Linked DNA regions of Homo sapiens: regions 1 and 3 are each linked to region 2. A link is an interaction called in ENCODE POLR2A ChIA-PET data of the cell type or tissue named here. Cell type or tissue: GM12878. All regions are shown on one strand. Each heading gives the region's core, and the rest is flanking DNA. Links, peaks and the distances in the headings are about the cores only.

Evidence for each region. Peaks named below come from ENCODE experiments on the same cell type or tissue, not always from the same donor. Only the 100,000 strongest peaks of a DNase experiment are listed, where the experiment ranks them.
Region 1: POLR2A ChIA-PET joins it to region 2 with 5 read pairs; 3 of 35 experiments call an interaction of 5 or more read pairs at or near these places.
Region 3: POLR2A ChIA-PET joins it to region 2 with 5 read pairs; 4 of 35 experiments call an interaction of 5 or more read pairs at or near these places.

Annotation. Positions count from the first base shown.
Region 1 is chr5:140,164,960-140,169,439 of GRCh38, reverse strand. It overlaps LOC101929719 (a long non-coding RNA gene), which reads right to left. Exons shown (of 5, transcript NR_130738.1): 3 at 1,967-2,075; 4 at 1,638-1,759; 5 at 655-803. Among named protein-coding and RNA genes, the nearest start is that of CYSTM1, 8.0 kb to the left of the region's middle. In GM12878, for the core only: no CTCF peak of the experiment used is centred there; no DNase peak of the experiment used is centred there.
Region 2 is chr5:140,319,738-140,324,217 of GRCh38, reverse strand. No RefSeq gene overlaps it. Among named protein-coding and RNA genes, the nearest start is that of PFDN1, 19 kb to the right of the region's middle. RefSeq lists enhancers at 298-1,497, 2,311-2,380, 2,411-2,460. In GM12878, for the core only: no CTCF peak of the experiment used is centred there; a DNase peak (open chromatin) is centred at 2,183.
Region 3 is chr5:140,486,675-140,491,154 of GRCh38, reverse strand. It overlaps ANKHD1-EIF4EBP3 (ANKHD1-EIF4EBP3 readthrough), which reads right to left. Exons shown (of 36, transcript NM_020690.6): 14 at 4,095-4,197. It overlaps ANKHD1 (ankyrin repeat and KH domain containing 1), which reads right to left. Exons shown (of 34, transcript NM_017747.3): 14 at 4,095-4,197. Among named protein-coding and RNA genes, the nearest start is that of EIF4EBP3, 59 kb to the left of the region's middle. In GM12878, for the core only: no CTCF peak of the experiment used is centred there; no DNase peak of the experiment used is centred there.

The sequences.
Region 1 (4,480 bases), core at 207-4,206, 150 kb after region 2:
AATGAGAAGCAAATTCTGGCACTCAGAGGTTGAGCCATGTTGATATCATTGCATAGAACCTGCCATTGGTTTTACCTAAATGCACTCTCCTTTCTGGAAGTACTACTTCTGAGGAAAGGGCATCAGGGAGCACTTAATGCTTTAAATGTGTTTGTACAGCAACTTGCGTTCTCAAGAGGTATCACATAAATGCATGTGTTTTTAATTTTGACTTGATTCCTGAAGTAGCCTGGCCTTCTGATAGTGATCTTAGAAAATCAACCTAGAAGAAGAATACATTTTTCTCCCAGGCTGTGAGTCAAATGACTATGGCAATGAAGTTCCGTCAACTATGAAGCATCCTTCTGCTTTTTAATCTTTTCAGTAATTAAGAAAATAAATTCAACACATATAAATTAGAAATAATCAGCTTATAAGTCTATTTGCATTTATATTTTTAAAATGGACCGATGACTTAGCACATGACATAAGAAAATAAGTCAGGGAAATATTAAATCCACATATTCATTCAACACATTTACTGAGGGCCTATGGCCTACCATGTGCCAGGGACTGCTCTAGGCCCTGGGGATGTAGAAATAAGCAAAACAGATTTTTTAAAGTCCTTGTGCATATGAAGCTTACATTCTAGTAGGTGTGTCCATTTATATACAGTCTTCAAGTCTCTGTGCCATTGACAAGAACTAGTACTATATACCAGGAAGCATGCATGGCGAATCCTCAGATTCCTCTATGCTAGGCTTTCTGCCAGTGCTCTGCATACATCATCTCATTATTCTCTTCTTCCTAAGAGATGTAGACACCTGTTCAAGGAGCCACAGGAAATGAGTGGTAGGGTCAAGACCAGAACACCTATATCTATATCTGCCTTTTAGCTCATATTTTCTCTTGGGGTGTGGTTGCGGGGGATGGTGGGAAGTGGTAGGGACTGAGGCATATCAGATAACATGCTCTGTGCAAAGGGAGCACTACTCATTCAGATCCAGCCACTTGACATTCAGGAATATAACTCAATGTGGCCAAGTTTTCTGATTTTTCAAGAGAAGCCAGCAAACAGGATTTTGACATGAAAACCAATTTCAAAATACCATGAAAGCCAAACCAAATTTGTCTGGGTACAACTAAGGCTACAGATCTGCCCCTCTGTTAGAGGTCATGCTGTGACCAGGAGGGTGCCTGGGGAGGTAGGATTCCAGATAGCAACCTTGAAACTAGTTGGCCAGCCGGGCACAGTGGCTCATGCCTGTAATCCCAGCACTTTGGGAGTCCAAGGCAGTTGATCATTTGAGGTCAGGAGTTCAAGACCAGCCTGGCCAACATGGTGAAACACCATCTCTACTGAAAATACAAAAAATTAGGTGGACGTGGTGGTACACAACTGTAATGCCAGCTACTCGGGAGGCTGAGGCAGGAGAATCACTTGAACCTGGGAGGTGGAGGCTGCAGTGAGCCAAGATCATGCCACTGCACTCCAGCCTGGGCAACTCTATCTCAAAAAACAAACAAACAAAAAACAACGAAAAACCCCAGAAACTAAATGTGTGTAGAAAACTGCAAATACATCTGTGGTACTTACACAAAGTGTTTCTCAGGTTGATTTTCAAAGACTAAGGTAGAAAAATGGGGCCCTTATTTACCAAAAAAGCAAAGTCCTTTAATGAAAGCTACCAGGGAGGCAGCAGCTGGGGCGCTCCAACACCTAGCCATGGAGGAGGTTGGCATGGAACCATCTGATGCTGGGCTGACAGGCCACGCTTCTCTGAAAAGGAAAATTTAACTTCAGGGTGGGCTTCATGTTACATCTGAGGCCCTAATAATGATCATTATGCTGTCAGCACACAAGACATGGTTCAAAAAAATTCTCCTCCTTAAAGTCACATTCTATGTGCTTTCTGGTCCTTCCTAACCTCCTCCACCCTGTGGCCTCCCACACTCAACACAACTTTCCTTTTCCCCACCCACTTGCCAAGGAACTGCGGCCATCAGACAACATATGGAGGTCTCATCACCGGGATGGTCCGTAACTGGAAAGGAGTTGGTCATCTGGTGTTAGCAGCTCCTCTTTGTGTCGTAGCCTTTGGAAGGAAAGAGGGAGGAACACAGAATAGCGTCCATGTTTAAAAAACATTTGCACCATCAACAGACTGAAACTCTACAAGACAGTGGTCTTACTTTAAAAGTGTAAAGGAATTCCCATCCTCTTGATCTTAGCAAGATCAGAAAACCTCTGTTTACTACAAGAATTGTTTCAGAAAGGGAAGTGAAATCTGGCACATGAAAAATCCCATTTCTATCCACTCTCAAGATAGTAACTTTGTAGCCATATGCCATGTGTATTTCATCATAGCAAAACAGTACTGTAGTGCACTGGGGACAGATTTGCTGCCACTGCTGCTGCTGCTGCTGCTGCTGCCATCACCACCTCCACCACCTCCTTCTGTTGCTTGGATAAAGCTGAGGCATGTGGCACTGTTGTGAGATTCTTAGAAGATACAGGCAAGTAGTCCTGGCTAGGACCCTACAATTGAGTTTGCACCATGAGGCTCTAAATCTCAGCCTCTCTAGGTCCTGGTACTGTATCTTTGGAAGACACACACAGGAAGGACTTAGATACCTTCTGAAAAAGATGGGACAAAGAAAGCTTATACTCCTCCTCTCCCCTCCTCTTGCTTGGAAGATCATTTAAGATTAAGAGATGAAGTGACTTTTCCCACTGAAGGGGACACAGGGCAATGCTATGATTCGGAGTGTCCAGAGGCCTGTGTTCCAGCCATGGTTCCCCTATGTCCTCACCTTGGGACCCAGCACTACTTACTCCACCTTTTTGAGTCTCAGTTTCCCCATCTAAGAAATGGGAATAATAATAGGACCAACCACATAGAGCTGTTGTGAGGGTTAATTCATTGAGATGCTGAATGGTAAGAGAGGCTTCCTTTGCACAGAGCTTGTTCTCTAGTTTACTGCAGCCTCCAGTAATCCCCTTCCTGCCTCCCTGTCTGCACCCTAGGAGAAGGTACAGGTTAAAAGACAGATCTATGGTCCGATCATGGCCCCATCTCTTATTTCTGTGGCTCCTTGGACTGGTGATCAGGAGTCATTTTTCTGCATGATGACCAGGGCCACTCCACTGCAATTCTTTAGCTGCAGCAGTGGAGACACACACTACCTTTGTTCCCAGTGCATCCAGGTCCTTATTTTAGATGCTACCTTCGATTCTCTGAGCTGCTTCAGCCACAGTCCAGATGAGAGTGTGCTTGTCCTGCCCCCTCCCCTCCCCAGCCTGGAAGGTATGGAGTCCACCCGCATCAGAGTGGAGAGTGTCACTTTTTATGTATGCAGATTCCTGGGCTTCATCCTAGACCTATCACTTCTGAATCCCTGGGAGCCAGGGCCTAGGAGCCTTCAGGTGTGACAAGCCCTCCAAGAGAACAGATGCGCATGAAAGTATTTATGGCCCTCTGGGGCCTCAAGATCTGGAGAGCTTTGCCTCAATCGGGAGAGTCCTAGTCACTGCTTAGCAGAGTTTGGCTCTACTCCCTGCCCCGCCCACCCCTGCTCAGTCCCAGGCCCAGTCCCCCATTATCTCACACTAGAACCAGTGGCCTTGCTCTCTGCCTGCCAATCTGGAGATCTTGATCTGAAGTGTCAACCTGGCCCTGATACTTCCTGACTATAAATTCTGCAGGGGTTTCCCATTCCCTGCAGGATCAAGTCTGACAAAGCATTCAAAGCCACTCTCTTCAGCCTCAGATCTCCTGCCACTCCCTCTCCTAGTTGGGAACACTCCAACTAGGCTTATATTATGCTGAGGTCTCTGAATGTTCCCTGAGGCTACATGTCTCTGAGCTTCTGTAGGCACAGTACCCTCCACCAGAATGACCTTTCCCCTCTTCTACTACTCTTCCAGTCTCAGCCGAAATGTCACCTCCTCTGGGAAGCCTTCTCAGATGTCCCTAATGCCTACTACTCCTCTTTCCCTGTACACTCCCCAAATATATCACCCATGACCCTGAATTGCCTTTATTTGCTTATGTGTTTCCGCCCCACAAAACTATGAGGGATTTGCATTTTATTCATATCAAATTCCACAACTTTATCAGGGCTGATAAGGCTTGGCATGATCTGGCTCCCATCCACCTCTCCACCCTGTCCCCCACCATTCTCTGCCCCACCTACTTCACGCAGTCACTGTGGCCTGCTGACTGTTTCCAAGCTCAACAAGCTCTTTCCTGATCCTGTTCCTGTAGTGCTGTTTGCCTGGAATGCTCCCCATCGATCTTGCCATAGCTGGCTCCCTCTTGACATCCAGATCTTGCTCAAATGTCACCTTTTCAAGGCCAGCCAATCAAAATAGTTTTGTTTGTTCTAGAACTTCATTTAAATGTAATAATATGCTATGTATGCTTCTATCTGGCATCTTTCAGTATAAAGTTTTCGAGTTGTATTCATGTTGTAGCACTTACCACTACTTTGTTCCTTT
Region 2 (4,480 bases), core at 285-4,284:
TTGGAGGTTGTGGAGTGTGTCCTTTTACACACTGTGTCAGCACACCAGAGGCTTTCCCTAAATGTTTGATGCATGCATGGATGGATGGACAATTGAATAAATGAATGAGTGCATGAATAAATGGATGAGTGAAATAGAGTAGAGGTGAAAGTTTCAGGCTCTAGATCAGACAAGCCTGGGTTTGAATCCTCGTCATGCCATTTTCTGGTTATATAATAATCTCAGATAAGTTATTTAACCTCTCAAAGCCTCAATTTTTTTATTAAGGTTTTTTTTGTGGAGATTACAGTGCCTGTAAAGCATTTATCACAGTGTCTGGCAGCATGGAGTAAGTACTCATACCCGAAAGCTTTTACTATTCTTAACAAGCTTTGCCAGTTTTTACCATCATGGGTCTTGTTTGCACCTCCTTTTCTAGATTTTTGGCACAGTGGGTCTTTGCCAGACTCAAGGGTTGGCCTGCAGGGCTGCCCACATGGGTACACGTTGGGGTCAGGCAATGTAAAAACAGCACTGAGTTTTGCTGAGAAGGGGAAACCGTGATAGGGGCCTGTCTAAAACCAGGCAAACAGGTCAACTGCCAACCCCATTGTCTCAGGCCTTCTCTGCTGGCAGCGTGCTCAAGAAAACAGGAACAGTGTGGCATTTAAGGTGCCTGGATGACAGCCACATCAAATATGTGACCTTTTCCTAGGAAGCCTGGTTTCCATGGTGAGCTCGTTCTCAATCCATGCTCTGTGGCTCTCAGCCCCCTCTGGAATGTGACAGCAGTGGCCCCAGCAGCCGGGTGGGGACATCTGCCTAGAGGTTGTCCCTCCAACATCTCCAGGGTGGAGGAGGAGCTGAGATAGCCCCCTGGGCTGTCTGATGCCCACACCAGCCTTCCAACCTGGAAGGATTTGCACTGAGGCCCTGACACTGCCTCCCTCTGCTCCCCTTCTCCCACACATGGCTCATGGCCAACTGGCTGCCAGCCTGAGCAGAAAGAAGGGGTCTCTTTCTGTGAACCCCCATCTTAGACAGAGGCCCTGACCCCCTCCACCTCATCTTGGCAGCCTGAGATTGGAGAGAGTGTCTGCCGCCCTGGCCTTGGCAGAGCGCGTGCTCAGCCCAGCCCCTGCAGCTGCCAGAACAGGAGCTGAATGCCCAGTGTGTCTGCCAGAGCTTGCTAACTTCTTTCTTCTTTCTCTGAGCTATGAAAACAGAGGCTGCTGAGGAATGTGACTGCTAACCTCCCCACCACCCGCCTCCCTCCTCCTGGGGCTTGTGTTCCCCCAACCCCCCAAGCTGGAGTCACATCAGAAAAATGTAGGGGAGGAAAGAAATCCCCCAATGTGTCATGACATTACATTTCCGCCTGGACCTCAGAAACAAGAAAAGTTAGAAGCAGAGGGAGAAGAGGGGTGGTGTGGTCATTGCCAGAGCCCTGTGACTGCTTCACCTCCTGCCTCCCTGGGGCAGATCACTTGCTCCCTTGGGGATCTGTCTCCTCATTAATAAATGGGGGCAGATCGGGCCTGGTGGCTCACACCTGTAATCCCAGCACTTTGGGAGGCCGAGGTGGGGGGATCATGAGGTCAGGAGTTCAAGACCAGCCTGGGCAACATGTTGAAACCCCGTCTCTACTAAAGACACAAAAAAAATTAACCTGGGCGTGGTGGCGCGCACCTGTAACTCCAGCTACTCAGGAGGCTGAGGCAGGAGAATCGCTTGAACTCGAGGGGCGGAGGTTGCAGTGAGCTGATATCCCACCATTGCACTCCAGCCAGGACGACAGGGAGAGACTCCATCTCAAAAAAAAAAAAAAAATGGGGGCAAATTGCTTTGACTCAGATGGCAGACAAACTCAGAATTACCTGTTTGCTGTCATTGAATAGCACGGATATCACTAAGTTGGTAATTATTGAGTGAGTGTACTGCTCACGCATACTCATTTAACAGACATACGGGGATTCCTCCTTTTTTCTGGAGGCTAAGAACACAAGGGTGAACAGGACCGAGGCCCTGCCCTCCGGGAACTTGCACTTGAATAGGAAAAATAGACAATTAAGTCACAAGAATCAAATGTCAAGAGAGTTGTGTTGGGCAATAGGAGGTGCCAAGTTGGCTGACCTGGTCCAAGGGTCAGGGAGGTCACTTCTTGGAGGAAGTGAAAATCAAGCTGAGGCCTGAAGGATGAGCAGTTGTGATGCAAGTAAAGAATGGGGGTTGAAGTATTCTAGGCCAGGGGAACAGCCAGAGTGCAGAGGGAGGATGATGTGAATGAGGAACCTAACTGGTGTGACAAGAGTGTACACAGCTGGCTTGGGGTCAGCGGAAGAGGCTGCAGAGACAGGCCAGGCCAGATCATGCAAGGCCTTTGAGACTGTGCCAAGGAGCTTGAACTGAATCCTCAGGGCGGTAGGGAGCCAGCCCTGAGTGTTAAAGTGAGTGTGGGTAGGGGTGGCATGCTTGGATCTGTTTTGGGGTGGATGACTCCAGCTGGAGAATGGGCTTGAAGGGTAGCTATAATCAAGCAGGGAGATGGGTTAGCTGGAGACTGTGGTGGTATTTAGGCACTGATGGTAGCAGCAGTGGAGAAGAAGAGAAGATATGAATTCAAGATCTATGGAGGAGATATGTGGAGGATGAGAGAAAGGGAAAAGGGCCCAAGGTGGCTCTGAGTTTTAGGCTTGCACGCCTGGGTGGAAAGTGGTGCCATCTTACTGAGATGGGCCACACTGGAGAAGGAGAAGCTGGTGCGGGTGAAAGTAGCAAGTCCAGTTTTGGCCACTCTAAGTCTGAAGGCATGACCACCATGTCAGTAGGGATATCCAGTGCATGGGTGTGGAGCTGAGTCTGGACCCCAGGGGAAGGCTCAGGCTTGAGTGAGGTCATTGGCCTGGAGAGAATAAGCAAGTGTATCATCAAGGTGGCCAGGCATGGTTACTCACTCCTGTAATCCCAACGCTTTGGGAGGCCGAGGCAGGTGGAAACCAGGAGTTTGAGAGCAGTCTGGGCAACATAATGAAACCTTGTATCTACAAAAAGTACAAAAATTAGCTGAGTATGATGGCATGTGCCTGTGGTGTCCTGGCTGAGGTGAGAGGACCGCTTGAGCCGCAGGAGGTCAAGCCTGCCGCGAGCCGTGATCACACCACTGCACTCCATCCTGGGCAACAGAGTGAGTCCCTGAATTAATTAATTAATTAATTAATTTATTTGAGACAGAGTCTCGCTCTGTCACCCAGGCTGGAGTGCAGTGACATGATCTCAGCTCACTGTGACCTCTGCATCCTGGGTTCCAGAGATTCTCCTGCCTCAGCCTCCCAAGTAGCTGGTATTACAGGTGCACGCCACCATGCCTGGCTAATTTTTGTATTTTTTAGTAGAGACGGGGTTTTGTCATGTTGATCAGGCTGGTCTCAAACTCCTGACCTCAGGTGATCTGTGCACCTCGACTTCCTAAAGTGTTAGGATTACAGGCGTGAGCCACTGCCCCCAGCCAAGAGACCCTGTCTTAAAAAAAAAAAAAAAAAAAAAAAAAAAAGAATGATGCTAGCTGCTCTAACAGAAAATTCCCCAGCCTCGATGGCCTAGCACAGTAGGTTATTTCTCACTCAGGTAAAATCCCAAACTGGTGTTCCTAATAAGTGAGCAACTCTTCTCCAAGTGGGGTTCAGGAACCAGGTCCTTCCAGCTTTTGTGTCTGCCATCTTTTTTTTTTTTTTTTTTTGAGACAGGGTCTAGCTCTATTGCCCAAACTGGAGTGCAGTGGTATGATCATAGCTCACTGCAACCTCTGCCTCCTGGGTTCAAGTGATTCTCGTGCCTCAGCCTCCTGAGTAGCTGGGATCACAGGTGTGTGCCACCATACTTGGCTAATTTTTATATTTTTAGTAGAGACGGGGTTTCGCCGTGTTGGCCAGGCTGCTCTCGAACTTCTGGCCTCCAGTGATCTGCCCACCTCGGCCTCCCAATATGCTGGGATTACAGGCATGAGCCACTGCACCCGACATCTGCCATTTATATTACACAGCTTCCAGGGTCACTGTGATGGGGAAAGGGCATAAGGGCATGGAGGACCACACATGGGAGAGTCTATCACTTCCATCCATATTCCACCAATAAAATCTCATCATGTGGTCACATCTAACTATAAGAGAAGTAGGGAAGTGTAGCCTAGCTGGGCACCCATGAGAAAGAGGAAATGTGTTTTGCAACCAACTATCCAGTCTCTAACACTGGAAGGCACAGGAGTGGATAAGATCACTTGATGAGTCCAGGGCTTGCACTCATTCATTTGTCCCTATTTGTAGGTGTTTACACAGATACAGGACAGACAGAAGTGAAGGTAAGCCACTTCCTCCCCTTCCTTATTGGAGACCAACAGGACAGGATAGGCCTCAACCCATTTTAGTCCCTCCTGCAAGTTGAGCAAACCTCTAGGGTGAAATGATTCCACGGTAGTTAGTTTGTTGGCTCTGACACTGGCCACTCC
Region 3 (4,480 bases), core at 138-4,137, 170 kb before region 2:
TATATATATATATATGTGTATATATATATATATATGTGTGTGTGTGTATATATATATATATACACACACACACATATATACATACATATAAAAAATAAATATTTTATAAGAATTTATAAGAACAAAAGAATATACACATCAAATATTGAAATGATTATCTATGGGGGAAGCAGGGGAATGGAAAGAGAAATAAAAGGGAATAAATGAAACAAGAGAGAAGTTATGGTGATAAAGCACCAGAAATTGAGTATGATTAACTCAACCCTCTACACTTGAGGTCCCAAGGGGAGGGGAGCAAGCAAAAGTGACAAGAACTGGAAGGAAGATCCAATGAAGTACTCTAGAATTTCAGAGAAAAGGAAATTACTCCTCAGGAGGGCTTGAGGTATACACAAAAGATGTGTTTTGTTTATCCTGACATAATTTTAAATGCTTTGCAGCAGATTAATTCTAAGTTACACAACTTGCAAAAGATCAAAATGAATCTTTCTGTAGAACCAGTTATAACAAGGCAACGGATTTACATTACTTATGTATCCTTTCCCATCTGAATATTTGTAACTGCAGGTAATAAAGTTAAATAATGCTAGAAAACTGAGCATGTCACTCTGAGTTTCATATTTTATGGACGTGATTCTGAGGCCTCTGTTAGATGCCACCTAGAATCCTGAATCCTTGAAAACCAACAGACAAGTGAGATCAAGTTGCCTAAATCGGGAGGTTATGAATCAAGATGGACGGAGCCTGTACAAATGGTACACATGGGGCATGAAAGAAAAGAATATCTGAGTAGAACATATATCAAACACCTGGGTAAGATTTATGGGCATTAATACATTTTTAAAAGGATGAGGATATGAATAATAAAAAGATTTACTAAAAACAGACAGGAGTAAAATGTTATAAGAACCTGAAAAGATGATCGCTGGAAGAGGAAAAGAGAGTCCTAGGGAATAAGAACCCTTTGTCCATCCCTAATCACATACACGACACAGAATATATGGACTTAGAAGAAACAAAAACAAAAAGGTCAAACAGCAATTTCATCACTCAAGGGAGCTTTTCCAGAGACATAAAAGAGAAGCTTTAAGAAGAAAAAGGAGCTTTAAGTATAAAAAAAAAGTTAAGTCTTTATTTAAGATAGGTTTTCCTATCCTGGTAATTCAGTGTGTTCTTTTCCATAATTAAATGATTTTTCCTAATTCATAGCAACATAATATTCTATGATATGCATGATTTATACTAACATGACATTTTAACACAATGCACTATCGCAGTTTGATCCTACATAAGTAACTGTTAGATTGCCAATGCCATTTGGTTGATAGCAGTAGCAAGTGCCCAAGTGATCTAAATACAAATGTTAATTAGGGATAACCCTAATAATCTAGTAAAATGATTCCTTAGAAAGGTAGTCCATGTTTATACTATTTAGTAAGTAATAAAACATCAAAATGCAGAAAATAACTAAATAATCCAAGATATTTCAGTAAGCAAAAATATGGTTACTCACTAGAGTATAAACTTAAAAAATCACTACCTAAACATCTCAGAGTATTTACATATTAAACCTAAATTTAAAATGTTTTTATTTCCTCTTGGCATACACTCTATCTAGCTTATTTCTTGATTGTTTTGTGGATCTGTGTTATTTATTTATTTATTTATTTATATTTTGAGGCTGTCGCCCAGGCTGGAGTGCAGTGGTACAATCATAGCTCACTGCTGCCTGGAGCTCCTGGGTGCAAGTGATCTTTCTGCCTCAGCTTCCTGAGTAGCTGGGACTACAGGCACAGGCAACCATGACTGGCTAATTTTTAAATTTTTTTAAATAGAGACAAGTTCTCCTATGCTGGGCAGGCTGATCGATCATTCTGCCTCGGCCTCCCAAAGCACTGGGATTACAGGTATGAGCCACAGCACATAGCCTAATTTTTTTTCTTTTTCTGGTTTTTTTTTTTTTTGGAGACAAGGTCTCGCTCTGTGGCCCACACTGGGGTGCAATGGCACACTCATGACTCACTGCAGCCTTGGTCTCCCAGGCTGAAGTGATCCTCCCACTACAGTCTCCCTAGCAGCAGGGACTACAGGCTTGTGCCACCACTCCTGGCTAACTTTTGTATTTTTTTGTTAGACAGGGTTTCGCCATGTTGCCCAGGCTGGTCTCGAACTCCTGGGCTCAAGCAATTTGCCCACCTGGCCTGCCAAAGTGCGGGGATTATAGGTGTGAGCCCCTGTGCCTGGCACTAATTTTTTTCTGAGAGTCTCACTCCATCACCCTGGCTGGAGTGCAGTGGCAAGATCTCGGCTTATTGCAACCTCTGCCTCCCGGGTTCAAGTGATTCTCATGCCTCAGCTTCCCTAGTAGCTGGAATTACAGGTGTGCACTACCACACCCGGCTAATTTTTGTATTTTTAGTAGAGATGGGATTTCACCATGTCGGCCAGGCTCGTCTCAAACTCCTGTACTCAAGTGATTGACTTGCTTAAGCCTCCCAAAGTGTTGGGATTACAAGCGTGAGCCACCACACGTGGCCTATATTTTTTTTTATGATTTTTTTTTTTTTTGAGACAGAGTTTTGCTCTTGTCGCCCAGGCTGGAATGCAATGGCCTCAACTCAGCTCACTGCAACCTCCACCTCCTGGCTTCAAGCGATTCTCCTGCCTCAGCCTCCCAACTAGCTAGAATTACAGGCACCCACCAACACACCTGGCTAATTTTTTGTATTTTTCGTAGAGATGGGGTTTCATCATGTTGGCCAGGCTGGTCTTGAACTCCTGACCTCAGATGATTCACCAGCCTCAGCCTTTCAAAGTGCTGGGATTACAGGCGTGAGCCACCATGCCCGGCCAATGATTCTTATTTAGTATTGAGTTTCCAAAGCCAAAGTTACTACAGTCCTCTATAAGGTTTAGCCAAATAAACTCCCCCCCAAAGAAAACAATAAAAACAGAGGCATTTAGCTTTAAATATTTTACTAAAGGTTAAATATCAGCTGATTATGATACTTACAGATGCATGTTTAATTTGCTTTTTAATTGTTAAGATTAAAAACAGCAGGAAAATTTTGAATAGCTAGGTGTTCCATGAAAAACTGCTAGAATTAGCTTAAATCAGAGAGACTACAGATATTTCATCTCTGAAATTAATAGTTTAGCCCTGGTAAAGGCCCCCAATACTTTAAATTACTAAAATTGGCATAATTTGAAAGAAATTTCTGTTTGCTGCTATAACAGTCAACCCACACCAACTTTTCTTAAATCAGTGTTACAGATATTTATATACACTTACATACCTCATTGTGATTTCAATATCTAGGACTTGATTATCATACACTAAATGAACGATGTTCATAAGTTTGTTTTTACATAGTTTTAAACATCCTACATATTAACTATTTTCTTTATTTCAGAAAACTCAGATATTACAACTATACATAATTATGAAGTGAAGGTACATTTATACATGAAGGTACATTTCATTTACAAATATAAAGACAGCAGAAACATATCAGAGCTCATAAACTTGAGTTTTTTAAGTAGTATACTCTCCTTCTTAATAGTCATTTGGATATTACTTGTACACATTTTATTTTGATAGTTATTTGTCCAGGTTCACATAGTGACAGATGATAATCTACTATATTCAGCATTGCATAAATGCAACTGAATGTAATTCTTAAACTTCTCACTCATTAACTGAATCAATGTTACAAAGACTTAACTAGATAGCAAATATGCATTTTTACTCTTCATTTACTATTGGTTAGCTAAAGAATTATCAAATGAAAAATGAATGTCTGATAAACTGTGGTTACTTAAATATAATCAAGAACTTGGCTTGTTTCTTAAGTGTTTTCATCTGTGCCAGATGAAAGCTACAACTATCAGTATGTTAACAGGAAAATAATAAAAAGTCATTTTTCCTAACACGTCTTTTTGGTTTTAGATAGTAAGACTATTTGCATTTGTCAGAATTATCTACCTCAATTAGCCATGGGTACACAGTAACTCTGTATCATTAAAGTACATTTCTGGATTTATCAATTAGGTGAAAAAATACCCATTTTAAGAAAAATAATTCAATAACTAACCTTTTTGCACTCCTAAAAGGGCAGGAGAGTTCTCCTGTGAAGTTCTGTCAGGTTCCTGGGGAGGTACAACCATGGCAAGTGTATGCGTTGGCACACGTGGCACCTAAAAAGTCAACTCAGAAAAAAATCATCTCAGACCAAAGAATAAGACAAAGGCCCATAAATGAAACAGATATCCTGTTTTAGGTTATCTTCATATACCACCAAATGCACTTTTGTTTCCTGAAGCTTTTTTTAAAAAAAGCTTTCACCAAGCAATAATTTTTGAGACTAATGATTAGACAGTCGGGGAATCTACAAATAGTCAATGATTTTAAGCTAAATGGAAATAACATTACTCCCTTGCTGAATAGAACGCCTTGCTGGTTCCAATTGTAGCTAGGGGT